2 separate regions of the Mus musculus genome follow, and region 2 is linked to region 1. Evidence: chromatin loops called from intact Hi-C (ENCODE). Cell type or tissue: left cerebral cortex. All regions are shown on one strand.

The links. Hi-C counts contacts between places; a loop is a spot of excess contacts. Peaks named below come from ENCODE experiments on the same cell type or tissue, not always from the same donor. Only the 100,000 strongest peaks of a DNase experiment are listed, where the experiment ranks them.
Region 2: a loop joins it to region 1, with 9 times the contacts of the local background. A loop is called at or near these places in 5 of 42 quality-filtered maps.

What each region holds. Positions count from the first base shown.
Region 1 is chr6:101,605,194-101,613,193 of GRCm38, reverse strand. No RefSeq gene overlaps it. Among named protein-coding and RNA genes, the nearest start is that of Gm34335, 90 kb to the right of the region's middle. In left cerebral cortex, no CTCF peak of the experiment used is centred here; DNase peaks (open chromatin) are centred at 2,570, 2,917, 3,997 and 4,530; H3K27ac peaks cover 1,264 bases.
Region 2 is chr6:101,547,179-101,555,178 of GRCm38, reverse strand. No RefSeq gene overlaps it. Among named protein-coding and RNA genes, the nearest start is that of Gm34335, 32 kb to the right of the region's middle. In left cerebral cortex, CTCF peaks have their summits at 2,932 (motif pointing left) and 4,216; DNase peaks (open chromatin) are centred at 2,938, 3,507 and 4,095; H3K27ac peaks cover 795 bases.

The sequences.
Region 1 (8,000 bases):
AAGTCATCTGCTACATAATGGATTCTCAGACTCCTCCACACTTGTACTCAAGGTGGGAGGGCTAATAATGGCTCCTTGGGCACCCATTGATATCATGACACAAGCTAATAAGAATTGCAGGTCATCACTTAGCAATGATTCTTACATTAGGCATTGTTTCTGACATACAGAACTTGACTTTTCAAATTACAGAGAAACCTAGATGATGGAGATCTAACATGCTTAAAGACCCATTTTCTTTGTCTTTGTTGCATTTTATCATCTGATATTCTGCATTTATGAAGTTATAATAGTAGTCATATAGGGCTGAAGAGATGGCTCAGTGGTTAAGAGCACTGACTGCTCTTTCAGAGGTCCTATGTTCAATTCTCAGCAACCACATGGTGGTTCGCAACCATCTGTAATGGGATCTAATGCCCTGTTCTGGTGTTTCTGACAGCTACAGTGTACTCATATACATAAAATAAATAAATCTTATAAAAAGAAAATAACCCTGTAATAAATAAATCAATAAATATCTAAATAAATCTTAAAAAAGAAACCCTGTAATAAATAAATAAATAAATAAATAAATGTATAAATAAATAAATAATAAAAAGAAAATAAAACAATGAAAAAACAATAGTCAGCTGCTTTGAAAAAGAAATATCCATGGGAAACAATCTAAGGTCAAAAATTCAAAAGGATACAAACAAGCTTCCAGTTAGCAAAAGACAACACACAGAACAGTTTCACTTGTGATACTGCATCATTTGACAGTGAGTGAGAGAGGTCATCTCCCCATCCCTGCGGAGTGATCTCTTCCAGTTACCATTTCAAGGACCCACTGGTATTTTCAATACTGTCTACCTTTTACTTGAAAAAGTCAGCTGGTTACTTTCCACTGCTATGGACCCAGGTATCATAACTGCTACTTGGGATAACGTCTGGCAACACCTTGAGTTGATCTTCACAAACTAGCACAGAATGCTTTCTCTTTCAATCCTTTTTTCAAGACAAGGTTTCTCTTTGTAGCCCTGGCTGTCCTGGAACTCACTCTGTAGACCAGGCTGGCCTAACTCAGAAATCCACCTGCCTCTACCTCCCAAGTGCTGGGATTAAAGGTGTGTGCCACCATGCCCAGCTACAATCCCATTTCTAAGGAAATAGTAAGTACCTTCTTGTCATTGTATTGAAAGAAAATGACAGTATTCACTAGTATATGTGTGACATGGTATAAAGGATAAAGTACTACTTAATATAACCTGCTGTCTTTGGGGCACTGAGTTAATCTAAGCTTGATTTAAGATAAAACTTAAGGTTGAGCCACCACACCATCTGGTTTTGGTACATCTTTATGCTCCTACCCATCAATTTTCTCTATAAAATTTTTCTTCCCAAATAGACAAAAAAGATGAGGCCAGGGAAGAAGACAGAGTCTGCAGCCTGATTCTGTTCCAAGGGTGATAAACATGGTATCTTCTGATGGAGTCTCTTTGTCATTAAGGTCTTTATCTGACATCAGTCACTGAGTAATTGGGTGACTGGTAGAAAGTCTCCGGGCTCCGTTTAAAGCAAGTTTCCAGCTACTCTTTCATTTAAAACTGTTAGGCATAGTAATTTACGTTCTGGAAGCCCAGCAAGAAAGGAACATAATTGGTGTGGACCATCATCAATTCTGAAACAGCTTGATCATCGAGGTTTTCAGGTTTTGCCCCTCCTTCCCTCTGATCATAAATTTTGTTTGCAAGTTGGTAGGTATATTTTCTTTTTTTCAATGACTGCTTCTCCCTGATATGTTTGTATGCTGTTATTTAATAAAAAGGTTTGTGGTCCATTTGTGCAGTAGCTGAAAACACCGTGGTGAATGCAAGCTACTTATTTTTAGATTTAAGGTTCAGGTCTAACTGTAATTTCCGATAATCACTGTGACCTACAGACATTTGGGTCTGCTGTCTGTCAGACCCACAGTTCTCTTGTAAGATTAAGCAGAGACGTCTGTAGATAGTGCATCTGAGGAGTGGCTTTACAGCCCCTACCAAGCCACCTTCTTGCCTTTACTGCTAAAAGTCTGGACTTGAGAAATGTGTCTGCAGGCTAGCCTTGCAGAAGTAGCTTTCTGTGTATCTGGAGAAGTGATATCATTTCAAAACAGAGTTTAAAGATTAATGCTGCCCAAGTTATAAATGATGGTAAATTCCTAATACATCAAAAGTTTTCTAAAGCCCTCATTTGGGTAGATTTTTTTTTCCCCCCCTGGTCAGCTGAGTATTTTAGAAGTTCTACTACATTTCTGGATCTGATGAAAACATCCTTTGCAAGCAACCCCACCTGTGAGGAGAGGTCAAATGAACATCATCTTTTCTGGGTTTGGAATGTCATTGAAATCACTTCTCCAACTTCTGGCTAAGATCAAGTGTGGAATGTCATGGAAATAACTGAATAGACTGTGATGATTTGGAGTGTCATAGGAGGAATAACCTTTGGGGCATCTGTCTTGTCTGTGGTCTCTCATGCTGCCTCTCTCTGCTTTCTGAATGTCACACAGCAAGCAGCTTTCCTCTGTTGTGCCCTTTCACCATCATGATCTCACTACAGGCACCAAAGCCTGTTGACCATGCAGTGGCCCTTCTGACGCCAGCGTGATTATCTTTGTTGACTATGACCTTATTCTTAACACATTCTCTTTTCTTTCTTTCGAATTTCAGATGAACTGGTGGCCTTTGGATCAGGTTCTGCTTATAGGTTTTTTCTGTTTAATTCTCTTCTCTGTAGGTTTCTGTAGGCTTTCACTATCCTTAATTGGCTCCTCTTCATGAACATTTCTCCATGGATAGAGAAATTGCAGAAAATAAAGCACATTTCTGACTTTCCTGTGAGCAATAGTTGCCCAAGTGTAAAACAGCATCAGTGGGTGTCAGTGGGACTGTATGGGCAACTGTCTTCAGTCGTCGCACCAGTATAAAACCAGGTGCATCTGGCCACAGTGTGCTTGATATCAGAACACACTTCCCTGATCTCCTGCCTTGTGGGGCCAATGCCTTTTATTTTCCTAACATCTGTCCCCTACTCTAGAGAGACGTCAGGAGGCTTGGGTCAAAACTGTTCTGAGTAAAAGTTGAGTTTTCGAATCATCTATTCTCCTATGCCATTACAGTGGAAAGCCTGTGACAACCCAGAGATGGAAACATGCATGCAGTTCTGACCCTAGAGCAGCCCAGATGCATAGAATGGCTCATATCAAAACAGAGTCTGGGGTCTCACAGGAAAATGACAGAGTATCCATTCCCAAAGCAAGGTTAGGTAAGGATTTCAATTACTTTTCTAAGCATCATAAGCTCTTTGAGGATTCTAGTCCTTTTTAACATTAGATTGCCAATATGTAAACTATCACTGTTTGCATGGACTATTCCATCTCCTCTCAACCATGGGGTGCCCTGATGCCATGAAAATTCTCTCCTTTATCTTCAGAGATGGCTCACAGATACTGGGGTCTTTTGTTCCCCTCCCAATGATATCATCCCAGTCCTTTGAATATTACAGTTTCTAGATTTTCTTTCTGACTTCCAATGTTCTACAGTAACTGACCTCAAAAATGAAGCTATGGACTTGTTAATTTGCTTCTGTTATGTAAAGAAGGATGTGCGTTCTGGGTATCATTACTCAGTCAATGTGAATTTCTTATTTCTTTTAAAACCAGAGGGTTTCAAAGCCTAAATGGTATGATAATAGAGGGGAAGAAGCATCAATTTTACAGTAGAAATTAGAAAAAGTGGCTCGGAAGCATTTTCATCATCCTTAGATTCGACCTTAGGCTATAGTGCTAAATCTCATTGCTCGTTTATGAATTTCTGGGTTTCTGGGTATCTTTAGCTCTCACAGGAAAACAATTAATCCAGAACAGATGGTCATCCTTCATCCAGGAAGAACTCACTGTTTCATAGAATCTAGTAGAAAGCCAACTTGTCTTACTCACTGGCCTCATATGCATTTTATATAACTATATAAAGAAAAGAGAAGAGAGTATTGAACAAGCTCCACCTGCAGCCTTGTATGCCTTCTAACGCAGAAGCAGCATCCTTAGGTGGTATCTAAGAATACCTTCCTCTCATTTTCAAGAGTGAAACATGATTGTTGCTTTCTGGAGAAAGCCGGTCTATCTTCCATCCCAAATTCAGTCTACCTAGCACATGCTGTCATGGTGCCGTCCATCTCTCTGATGTACTACAGAGATAGATTCATTTTGGTTTTTCTTAATATCAATGTCCCTTTAAGCATCCATTCCACAAAAAATATATATATATATTATAAGCCAGGTCAATGTAAAGGCCTCACATAGCCTTACTCACTTTTCTTTAGTGACACATTCTTAGAATGAAATGAAAAATGTCTCAAGTGGGGATATTTATTAATGGCATAACCCAGAAGGTGGAAAACTGAGACAAAAATAAGAAAAACTTTTCTGTTCCCAGGGCAACCAGTAGAGTCTGGTAACCAGATCATTGGTGAAAGATACCAAATTAGCAGCATGGGTGTTAGACTGCTCTGGAGGTCCCAGGAATAGTCGAATCTCTCTACATGCCCCAAGTGTCTACTGTTGTATTTTTAGTTTATTTTGCAGTGATGGGTAATGATGGCCCATCCTATATCACAGAAGGATCAGTAACATATGCCATTCGCCCAGCCTTGAGTTAATAGTACACATTTAGAATGAAGTACACAGAGGGTCCCTGTTGCAGGAAATATTTTAAAAATGCACCATCCCATGCTATCACTGGCTACTCTTGGGCCCTGGCAGCTCCACTGCCTTTATGGCTAGCCCCAAGCAGTGACTGCATGGTTCTCTTGCTAGGGATTCCAGTCACATTCCCAGCCATCCACCCCTTGTGGTCAGAAGTCCCAAAGCCCAGTAACACCTTAAAATCAAAACTCTAGAGGCTTGTGATTTATAAGTCAGATTTATATCAATAAATTCTCATCCCACAAAATGTCTGCACAATTTACATAAAGCCAATTGGTACTGATATAAATTACCCACCTAGATAAGATAAATTGTTCTGTAATTATCCATCCATCCCTTATAAGATATTCATAGCTACCTGTGGCTATTTAAAGCCATGTGGAATCTGGATTGTCTTTCTCCTCCTCCATCTTCCTACCTCCTTCTCCCTTTCCTCTCCTCCTTCTCCCCCAAACTTTTCAGCTCCATCTTCCCTTTCAGTGCCCAATCACCAGCTCTAGCCTTTATTTTACAAGTTAAAGCAGGGAGAAGATTCACAAGAAGTCACCTGTGTACCTGATTCACCCGCTGACTGCAGCCCTTCCTGGGAAAGCAGAATTAGCATCAAAATACAAACAGCACCAGGGCTATCCATAGACCCTCATGCAAAATCCTGGGTCAAATGTTTCTTCTTCATAGATAGAAAGTCAGCCATACTGATAGGAAGCTGAGAAATACTGGCATATGTGAATAACTTGATAGAACGCAAAAGGGGTCTGGGAGATGGTACAGTATAAAAATGCTTGCCTTGCGAGCAGAAGGGTCAGAGTTTGATCCCAAAAGCTGAGTGTGGTAGTACACTTACAATCCCATCTACAGAGAGATAGGCATGTGTCACGGGAGCTCACTAGGAAGCCAGCTTAGTCTAATTGGTGAGTTCCAGTCCAATAAGAGACCCATCTCAGAAAATAAGGTAGAATGTACCTACAAAGAATACCCGAGGTGCCCTCCGACTTCAACATGCACACACAGCACATCACCCTCACCCCTCCCTCCCTCCCTTCTTCCACCATAGAACCGAAAATCTGAAAAACAAGTACGATATAGAAGTTCAATTAGAACACACCACAAGACATCTGGTCCTTACACTGTGACCAGTTGCTTGTTCATTAGCCATCATATAGTGCACAAAGAAACTTCTCTGATGAGATATGAGGCCAACAATAGTCCACGGGTAGGGACAGTTTGATGCCATCTCAAACCTCCATCATTAAATCCAGTCAGAATTTGATTTATTACCCACACAACATTTGTGTCACTACTGCATCCATATGGCATATCTTGCCATGTGTATCAGGATTGTAACTCACAAGGTTCACATCTGAGTAAGACTTTGGATAACATTTCTCCCAGCAGCATGTATAGCACCTTCTAATACTATGAGAGCAAGCCAGCAGGTAGGAGCTTCCTGTCATTATCAACTTACTTTCTCCATACCCTGTGAACAAGGTATATGATGTTTTCCGCAATGGGATCTTACCATCGTTTGGTGGGCAACTGAGAGCAGTAACAACATGTATTATTATAGACATCTCCAGGACACCTTTGTTCAACAAATCAAAAGTTAAGTACCCCATACCTGGCACTGGGCCTTTTATTTGGCAACCTGTAGTTTCTAGAAGGAGCATTATTCTCTGTGTGAGTAATTTCAATTAAAGGCTTTTATGTGAACATTAATATATATTGCTTGCATGGAGACTTTAACTCAGACACAGATACAAAATATTTACTAATTGTATACTAGGAAATCAATTCATGCATTATATAAATGTACTGATTACTGTGTAGGAGAAATAAAAAAATCATAGTGAGACATGCCATTGTCTGAATATAGGAAAACCAGACATGGCAGTGCATGTCTAGAATTTCAACACTCAGGAAGCTGAGGAAGAAGGATTGTGACTTCAAGTTCAAGGCCAGCCTTAGATATGGAGTGAGACACTGTCTCAGGAAAATAAATAAATAAATAAATAAATAAATAAATAAATAAATAAATAAATGGGGGGGGAAGCAATCCTAAACACATTCGGAAAAGTATCACTCACTGTTTCACTGTCTTCCAAGAACAGCAGTAATTCTAATAACTGAAAGCTCTGGGTATAGAATCTATTACCACTTGGGTAAATGAGCATTGTTTCAAACAGATTTCTAAATATTTATGTTTATACCCAGAAATTAGACCCACTCTCAGCCATCATCAAAGAAGCTTCCCTTTACAGTGGGCAGAGATTAGTGCAGAGACTCACAACTGGCCAAAGGTCACAGAGTAAATGACTAGAGAGCTCAGCCCTAAATTGTACATATACATCATCCCCTCTGAGGTTCAGCTAATTTCACAGAAGATGGGTCAGAAAGAATTTAAGAGTCCAAGGTTGAGTAAGGTTGTTCTGAAAGAACGTCGTCTGGACATGGTACTCATAAATTCACTGAAGTTATGGTTGCTTACCCAAGACCTGTATACTATTAGACCATGACTGTTGCATCATGCATGAGGGTAGACCTCAGAAGGTCCCATGCACAGGGACTATTTGCAGTCACTGGGTTCTTGGGGAGGGGATGTTATTATCTTCAATGGAATAGCCACTCTTAAGTTATCATCTCAGTAGAATACTGCTTGCTGGGAATAAGAACAGCTTCAGCCTTAGTGAGAAGACAGGAAAGGGTAGAGGAGGCAAACATTCAGTATACCCATCTATGAAATATCAAAAGCAGTTAAAAGCAGGATATTCTCTCCATGACAATAATTTGGTTCAAAAATTAAATTACCCACAAGCAGCAATAGCTGCAACTTAGTTGATAGTTGATGTAATAAAATTAGTATAATTCAAAAAATAGAAATCTCCAGCTAGTAGGGCATGGTGGTGCACTCCTTTAATCCCAGCACTCGGGAGGCAGAGGCAAGTGGATTTCTGAAATCGAGGACAGCCTGGTCTACAAAGTGAGTTCCAGGACAGCCAAGGCTATACAGAGAAACCCTGTCTCGAAAAACCAAAAACAACAACAACAACAACAAAAACCCTCCAGCTAACCATAGAAGGGATTATATGAAACTTTATAATTAAAGGCTAATGGCGAGAGGAATGTAAAATATAATTCAATGTGATGGAAAAGAACCAGCAGAAAATGGGAGAATGCAAGTATTAATAGACCACCATGAATCCTATGAAAGACAGCATGTAATTTTATTCATTTCTTCCAAAGTATGTGACCGTAGTCCCTAATCCATCATCCACCTCATGAG
Region 2 (8,000 bases), 58 kb after region 1:
TAACAGAGACAAATTATGTCCAGACATCTGAAAGTCATCATCTCTCTGCATATGCAGGCATTCTGAGAAAGTCCACAAGAGGATCAAAACCAAGATTAAGTAAGCCACATCTGTTTGGATTTAAACGACATTGTCTATGTAGTTCAAAGTTGTTTCCATATATATATATATATATATATATATATATATATATATATATATATATATAACCTGCCCAGCTGTTTTTTATCTTACATTCTTAGCTTTTATCAAAGTGTGTTTTCATTGGCCAGGCACTGTTATTTCTAAGAGTTAAAGTATTTACAAAGGAAGCTAAGGAACAAAATGCCTTGTTCATCTAACTGCTGTCCCCAGAGCTTTTGCAAGCATTCTGAGAAAACTAATACAGCGGTTATGTTCAATTCTAAATAGAAAGGCTGTATCTACTGTGTGTCAGCATATTATAAATGAGGCTGTCTGTCTTTTTCTATGTGTCAGTCATCACACTCAACACTGATATGAAACATGTTTCTTAAAGGCACATATTACATAATGAACATTCAACTTTATCAGCATTCTGCACTGTTAAATGGAAAAGGGAATGTTTTTGAAAACCATCATGGATCAAGAAATAGTCTTATTTAACAGAGAAATCGTTGAAACACAAAAGTACCCTGGGGACTGACTTTCTTCTGGATATTCAATACATTTATATATTAAAAAATCATACTTGATTACAATTCTCCTACTTTATGAGGAATAAATATATTTTATTATGATGCTTTCACTAGCTAGTTTATTAGAATGGAATGTGAAAACAAATGAAAATAAGACACAATCAAAGGAATATGTTATGATAGCAAAACCAGCCTGAGTGATTGCTTAACTGCTATCTGTGCCTATTGTGAAGACTGAATATACATTGCAAACATGTTAATACACACAAAGACACACATACATACAGAAATATTCATACATATATATACACATATGCAAATACACAAGTACATACATACATATGGGCATACATAGATTCATACATAGATGGACACACACACATATACTACACACATTCATACATATGTAAACACACACACACATTCACAACCTTTGCTATTCTTTCCATGTGTCAGCAACCAAAAGGTCACTCAGAGCAATACTCTCACTTGAAGACAGCTGCAGCTTTTACAGTCAGTACTCTGTTATACAGAGCAAAATTCTTCATTCTTCTCCTTCTTTTCCTTCTCCTCCTCCTCCTCCTCCTCCTCCTCCTCCTCCTCCTCCTCCTTCTTCTTCTCTTCTTCTTCTTCTTCTTCTTCTTCTTCTTCTTCTCCTCCTCCTCCTCCTCCTCCTCCTCCTCCTCCTCCTCCTTCTCCTCCTCCTTCTCCTCCTCCTCCTCCTCCTTCTCCTTCTTTTTAATAATCAAGTACATTATTGAAACATTTGTCCCAAATTCATGTTGAAGATGTAGTTCTGATTTCCCTCAGTTTTAATTACCATGAAAGTATAGTTTTGAGAGTGAGTGGATAAGCAGATGTCATGGCATTGAACGCAAGATCCATACGACTTTCCAATTGACTGGATTTCACTCACGTCTTGTTTTTTTTTTTAATATATTCAAAATACTCAACCAATAGTTCTTGGGCCTCTGAGTTGCATTGCATGCCTTTAGATTTTCTCCTAACTTTGGGACACTTAAACTAAGTTTTCTCATCTACAAAATAGAATCAATGTTATGTTTAACTTTATGGAAGAAAAAAAAAAGATAGACCACTGAAAAAAAGATAAACAACAAACCTCAGACGGTGTCTCCTGCATAATAGTTGTTGTTTCATTAACTGATCATTGCTATAGCTTGAGTCTAAAGTACCTCCCAATGCCCTGACTCCTAGCACAACTTCGAAGTGATGGAACCCTCAGGGAGGTTGTCAGTCACTGGAAAGTGTTTGTAAAGAGTACTGTGGGACCCTGGTCTCTCTTCTCTTTCATGTCACTGCCGCAAGACAAAACCTCTTGCTCTTCCACAAGTTCCTATTCTAGTACATGGCTCCCTGCTTCAGCCTAAGCAAGAAGTCTAACCATCCCTTGACTGAAACCTCCAAAATGATGAGCCAGCAAAAACACTTGATAAGTTGATTGTCTTGGGTCCTTTGTGAGAGCACTGGAAACCCAACACCGCTATTTTCACACCATTCTAAGTTCTTTCTTTCTTCTTTAACCTCCATTCATCCCCTTCTAGCCTCAAATCTTAACGCAGATCTCTTTACTGAGTGAACAGAGAGATGAGCTATTTCCATCTTTAGACAGCTTACTGTGTTCAGTCTTCCTCTTTCTTAGCCCCCACTCCTGAAAAAGCCACATGCTTCTCCCTTCTGAAACCAAGTCTTCCATCCCTAGAGAGGACACATGGGTTGTGACAGGTGTGAATTTATGGCAGTGACAGCACAGCACTTGCACAGTGGGAAAGGCCACCATGACTAGTTTCTTCTCCACCTTGCTATGCAGGCAGACGAACAGGTTGCAGATGGACACATTCGAGCACATCCTATCTACTCCATCTTAGTCCCTCTTGCCTTTTCTGAGTTGTTAGAACATCCCACAGCATCTTTCTCAATCACATCTCCCATGCCTCCCTTTGATGCTCAGTAAGATGATATATGAATAGGTTTCCTGACTAGTGCCACACCACTCTCCTAATGCCTACCCAAAGAATATCAGGGCAATCTTCCAGTTACTCCCATTCAGAAACATGATTGCTTCTGACAGCAGATAGGGGGAAACCCACTCTTCTGAAAGCTGATAGAGAGGAAACTATATCAGGCTCTTACTATCTTTATTGAGGAAGTGACATTTAATTTGACTTTATGGAACTCCCTGTGCACCAGACGCTGAGCCAAATGCTACACCCGTCAGATCTCCAGGGTTACATGAGATTTCTCTGAGGTAGGTCTGGTTGCTGCCCCCTTCTGCTTACCAGAAGGAAAGGCCTCATCTTATGGAGCTTGTTCAAAGGCACATGGTTTGATCTGATGTTGCTTGATTGCTTTGTTTCTGTGTCTTCTTGTCTGACATCACTCATTCCCAGCTCGTACCCTACGAGTTTTTGGCACCAAGGAAAGCATCATCCTAAATCCATTTAGGCCACTGACATCAAGCAGGCTCCTCCTCAGTTATCAAGTATAGCTACATTGCTCCTTGGAGTATTTCTGCCTTTTAAAGCTTCCATTACACAGTATCTTTAAAACACTCAGCGTTTTCCTCATAACCACCCTGTGGACTACAGCCACACTCTTTCATTTCACAGTGGTGGAAAATACAGCGCAAAGATACTTAGGTAGTTTGCCAAGACCATATAATAAATAAGTTGCTGGACTAGAAAATGAACCCACGGTTCTCGTGTTAATTAAAACACCCTAAGCTTGAATAGGAGCGATGGTTCAGGCAGCGAAGTGCTTAGTACTTGCATGTGAAGACCTGAGTGGAATCCCTCAGAACGCTATTTAAAAAAAAAAAAAGTCAGAGGCACATGTAAGTACTCCCAGCATGGGAAAGGCAGACATAAGATAGTCTCTGGAGCCTGCTGGCCAGTCAGTTGGCCAAATTGATGAGCTCTCGGTTCAGTGAGAGACTTTACCTCAAATACAAAGAAAAAAAAAAGTAGAAAGTGATTAAAGAAGGGAATCCAACATCCCCTTCTAGTGCGCATGCATGCAACCACCCCTCCTCCCCAACCCCCAACTACCCAAACAACTTTAGCTTTAAGTGCACTTTTCCCAACTCCTAGAACACTAGGCAGATGAAAGCCTGCAAATTAATGAAATTACATTTGTTTTAAATACAAATAGCAAACTGCATCCTCGAAATTTACTGTTTGAGGGTGTTGGCTCCCAGCAAGTGGCTTCTCTGCCAGTGTCTTCAAGTCTTCCTGGGAGGTGAGGTGAGGACAGAATCACAGCTTTGTAGCAAATGTCTTGGTTTCTCCGAATTTATTTAACTACCACCCTGGATTTTCTTTCACCACAGTTTATCTTCCTACGCAGTCATATGGGTCTTTCTAATTTCAATCAGACAGACATGAGCTGGGGCTTTTGAGGCGTCTGGACAAAGGTGACACTGAGACTAATTTGAAGGATTTGAATTTCAAATGGGCAGGGGAGGGGTTGGCACAAGTCGGCCTGCAGATGGCCGTTGGGCTGCAAGCTGAAGCAAAGAGGCATTCATGCTATTCCTCTGTCTGACTGCAGGAGCTGTACCCAGGGAAGGAACAAGCCAGCACAGAGGTACCCAGGAAAGGAACACGCCAGCATGGAGGTACCCAGCAGAGAGCTGTGAGCTCATCCAATGGTTTTGAAAATGTTTTTTCTCTCTTGCTTCAAAAGCACTTTAGTTAAGAGGCTCTTTCAAAAGAGAAATAAAATCTCTAGGCTATGAACTCTGGAGTCTGGCAAGCCAATCTTATGATAGGGCAGCCAGGTTGAGCCTCAACAAATACTGAGTGAAGAAAGTCAAGGGAGTCCAAAGTTGGCCACGTCCTAGGATAGGTTAAGCAGTTTGTTGGTGGCTGTATTTATAATATAAAACATGAGCAGGCTCACTCCTTCATGGATTCACCCTGTCAACTAAGAAAGAAAAGGCCCAGGATTTCTTTGGCCCAAAGCACAGAATTTTCTGTTTCTTAGAAATCTCTTCTGCCAGCTTACCAGTTTTTTTAGGAAACAACCAGAATTTATTATGAAGAATCTCTTTCTCCTTATATCAAAGTAAATTTTTGTTGGTTTTGAGACAGACTTGTTTTGGAGCTTTGGCAGGCCTGGGACTCTGCCTCCCGTGTGCTAAGATCACAGATATACACCAAACAGACCTGACTTCTGCTAAACTTAATTAAATTAATTTGTTTAATTAAATGTGCATATGCATGAGTATGCACATACACATAAGGACTCAAACTTGTGCACACACATGCACACACCAATATGTGCAAATGTACAATATCCTTCCCCCAACACAGGGCCTCACAACAATGTATACTATTCCATTGTCTGGCTCCTTCTTATTTGGTCCCTTTTTTCTTTCTTCTTTTTTTTTTATCAAATTTTTATTAGATATTTTCTTCATTTACATTTCAAATGCTATGCCGTAAGTCGCCTATACACTCCCTCTGCCCTGCTCACCAAACCACCCACTCCTGCTTCTTGGCCCTGGCATTGCCCTGTACTGGGACATATAAAGTTTACAAGACCAAGGGGCCTCTCTTCCCAGTGATGGCTAACTAGGCCATCTTCTGCTACATATGCAGCTAGAGACACGAACTCTGGAGGTACTAGTTAGTTCATATTGTTTTCCACCTATAGGGTTGCAGACCCCTTCAGCTCCTTGGATACTTTCTCTAGCTCCTCCATTGGGGGCCCTGTGTTCCACCCAATAAATGACTGTGAGCATCCACTTCTGTATTTGCCAGGCACTGGCATAGCCTCACAGGAGGCAGCTATATCAGGGTCCTTTCAGCAAAATCTTGCTGGCATATGCAATAGTGTCTGTGTTTGGTGGCTAATTATGGGATGGATCCCCCGGGTGGGGTAGTCTCTGGATGGTCCATCCTTTTGTCTTAGCTCCAAACTTTCTCTCTGTAACTTCTTCCATGGGTATTTTGTCCACCTCACACCAGTCAGAATGGCTAAGATCAAAAATTCAGGTGACAGCAGATGCTGGTGAGGATGTGGAGAAAGAGGAACACTCCTCCATTGCTGGTGGGATTGCAAGCTTGTACAACCACTCTGAAAATCAGTCTGGCGGTTCCTCAGAAAATTGGACATAGTATTACCGGAAGATCTGGTAATTCCTCTCCTGGGCATATACCCAGAAGATATTCCAACTGGTAATAAGGACACATGCTCTACTATGTTCATAGCAGCCTTATTTATAATAGCCAGAAGCTGGAAAGAACCCAGATGTCCCTCAACAGAGGAATGGATACAGAAAATGTGGTACATTTACACAATGGAGTACTACTCAGCTATTAAAAACAGTGAATTTATGAAATTCTTGGGCAAATGGATGTATCTGGAGGATATCATCCTGAGTAAGGTAACCCAATCACAAAAAAAGTCACTTGATATGCACTCACTGATAAGTGGATATTAGCCCCAAAACTTAGAATACCCAAGATACAATTTGCAAAACACAAGAAAATCAAGAAGAAAGACCAACGTGTAGATACTTCATTCCTCCTTAGAATAGGGAACAAAATACCCATGGAAGGAGTTACAGGGTCCCTTGCTTTTCAATCAGGTCTTATCAGAGTGTATCTCTTACAACAAGCTTCTTTTCAAATCTCCCCCCTGAAACAGTAGCATGAAATACAGCACTGTCTTCAGATGAGATACTGGTGATGTAAACTTGTATAATTGGCAAAATCCCTGTCTGTTTCTCTTTTGGGTGTATTTAATGAAGCATTTAGAACTGAGTGGTCAGTTTGATCAGTTGGGAGTGATGGAGAGAACATGTTACTAACCACAATTTGACATTGTTAAGTGATTATAAATACACCCATTTCATGTTTCTGTTCTCACTTTGGTGTGTGTGTGTGAGTTTTACTACAATAAAAATATAAACAGCTTTTTATTTATGTGTATTTATTCATGTGTATGTGTGTCTCTCTATACATATGCCACATACATGTGGGTATGAGTTGAGACCATAAAAGGGTGTTGGAATTCTTGAAACTGAAATTACAGGTGATGGTGAGCTGTCCATTGTAGGTACTGGGAGTTGAACTTGGGTCTTCTGGAAGAGCAGAAAGTGCGGTTTAACTGCTGAGCCATCATTCCAGCCCCCCCCCCAAAGCTTTTAAATAACAATAAAATGGACCATGGTTCTATGCCAGAGTCACCTGTACTTTGTTTCCTCTGGTGCTTTTTCTGACATCCAGCCCTTTCAACTCATATTGGCAATGGTTAGATCCCTGTTCTCTACTTATGGTAGTTAGATAGTTAGTGTGCCCAAAATACACATGCGTTAACATAGGTTCTCAGCCTGGAACCCTGGAAGGTGATGGAAACTTGCGGAGGAGACTAATGGGAGTGTTTAGGTCATTGGTGGTACACTCTCCAAGGACAGTATAAATTGATTTTTTTCTGTATCCTTCTTTGTTCTTGGCCATAAGGCACTTGGAGTGCATTAATATGTACTTATTATTACTATGTCTTTTCTTGTCTTTGGCTTAAAAGAAACAGGGTCAAGTGACCATGGGCAGAAACATCAAAAACTCTGAGGCAAAATCATCTCATGCTATTTGTAAGTTGGTCATCTCAAGTACTTTTAACTGTAGAGAAAGGAGCTGGCATCAGTGGAATGTATGCAGTAGAAGACAGACACCTAGTCTGAGTGCTTTATATCTCAGCCAGAGCACAATTGATGAAGCATTCAGTCACAGATTTGTAACTGGGGCCCATGCTTTTCTAACTGGAAGACCCTGCTTTCCCGCTGTCTTCCTGAAGATCATCTTTCTTCTACAGAAATGCAGCATCGTTTACAGGTGCCATTTACTCTTCAATTTTAACTTTACTGGATTAGGGTCCCCTAGACAACACACCTCAGTGTGTGTCTGTGAGAGTATTTCCAGCCCATAACCTTGGGTCCCATATAGAATGAAAACAGGAAGAGCCAACAGGGTACCAGCATTCAACTCTCTCTGCTTTCTGGCTGTGGACAGAAGGGGATCAGCCACCTCATACTCCTTCAGTCCTGCTTTCCCCACAATGATGGGCTGAACATCACACTGTGGGCCAAAATAAACACTTCCTCTCCAAAGTTGCTTCTTGCTAGCTGTCTGGGCACAGCAACAAAACATAAATAACACATTGTGTTTTAACAAGAAAACATCTTCAAGCTCTTTCTTTGTTAACAATGGAAAAATACATTTTTTTTTTTTACATTTTAATGATATCAATCATTTTAGAAGATTTGGTGACAAAAGGGACATCTCTTCACATCATAAATGCCTAACCCTTCAGAAGGAAGAC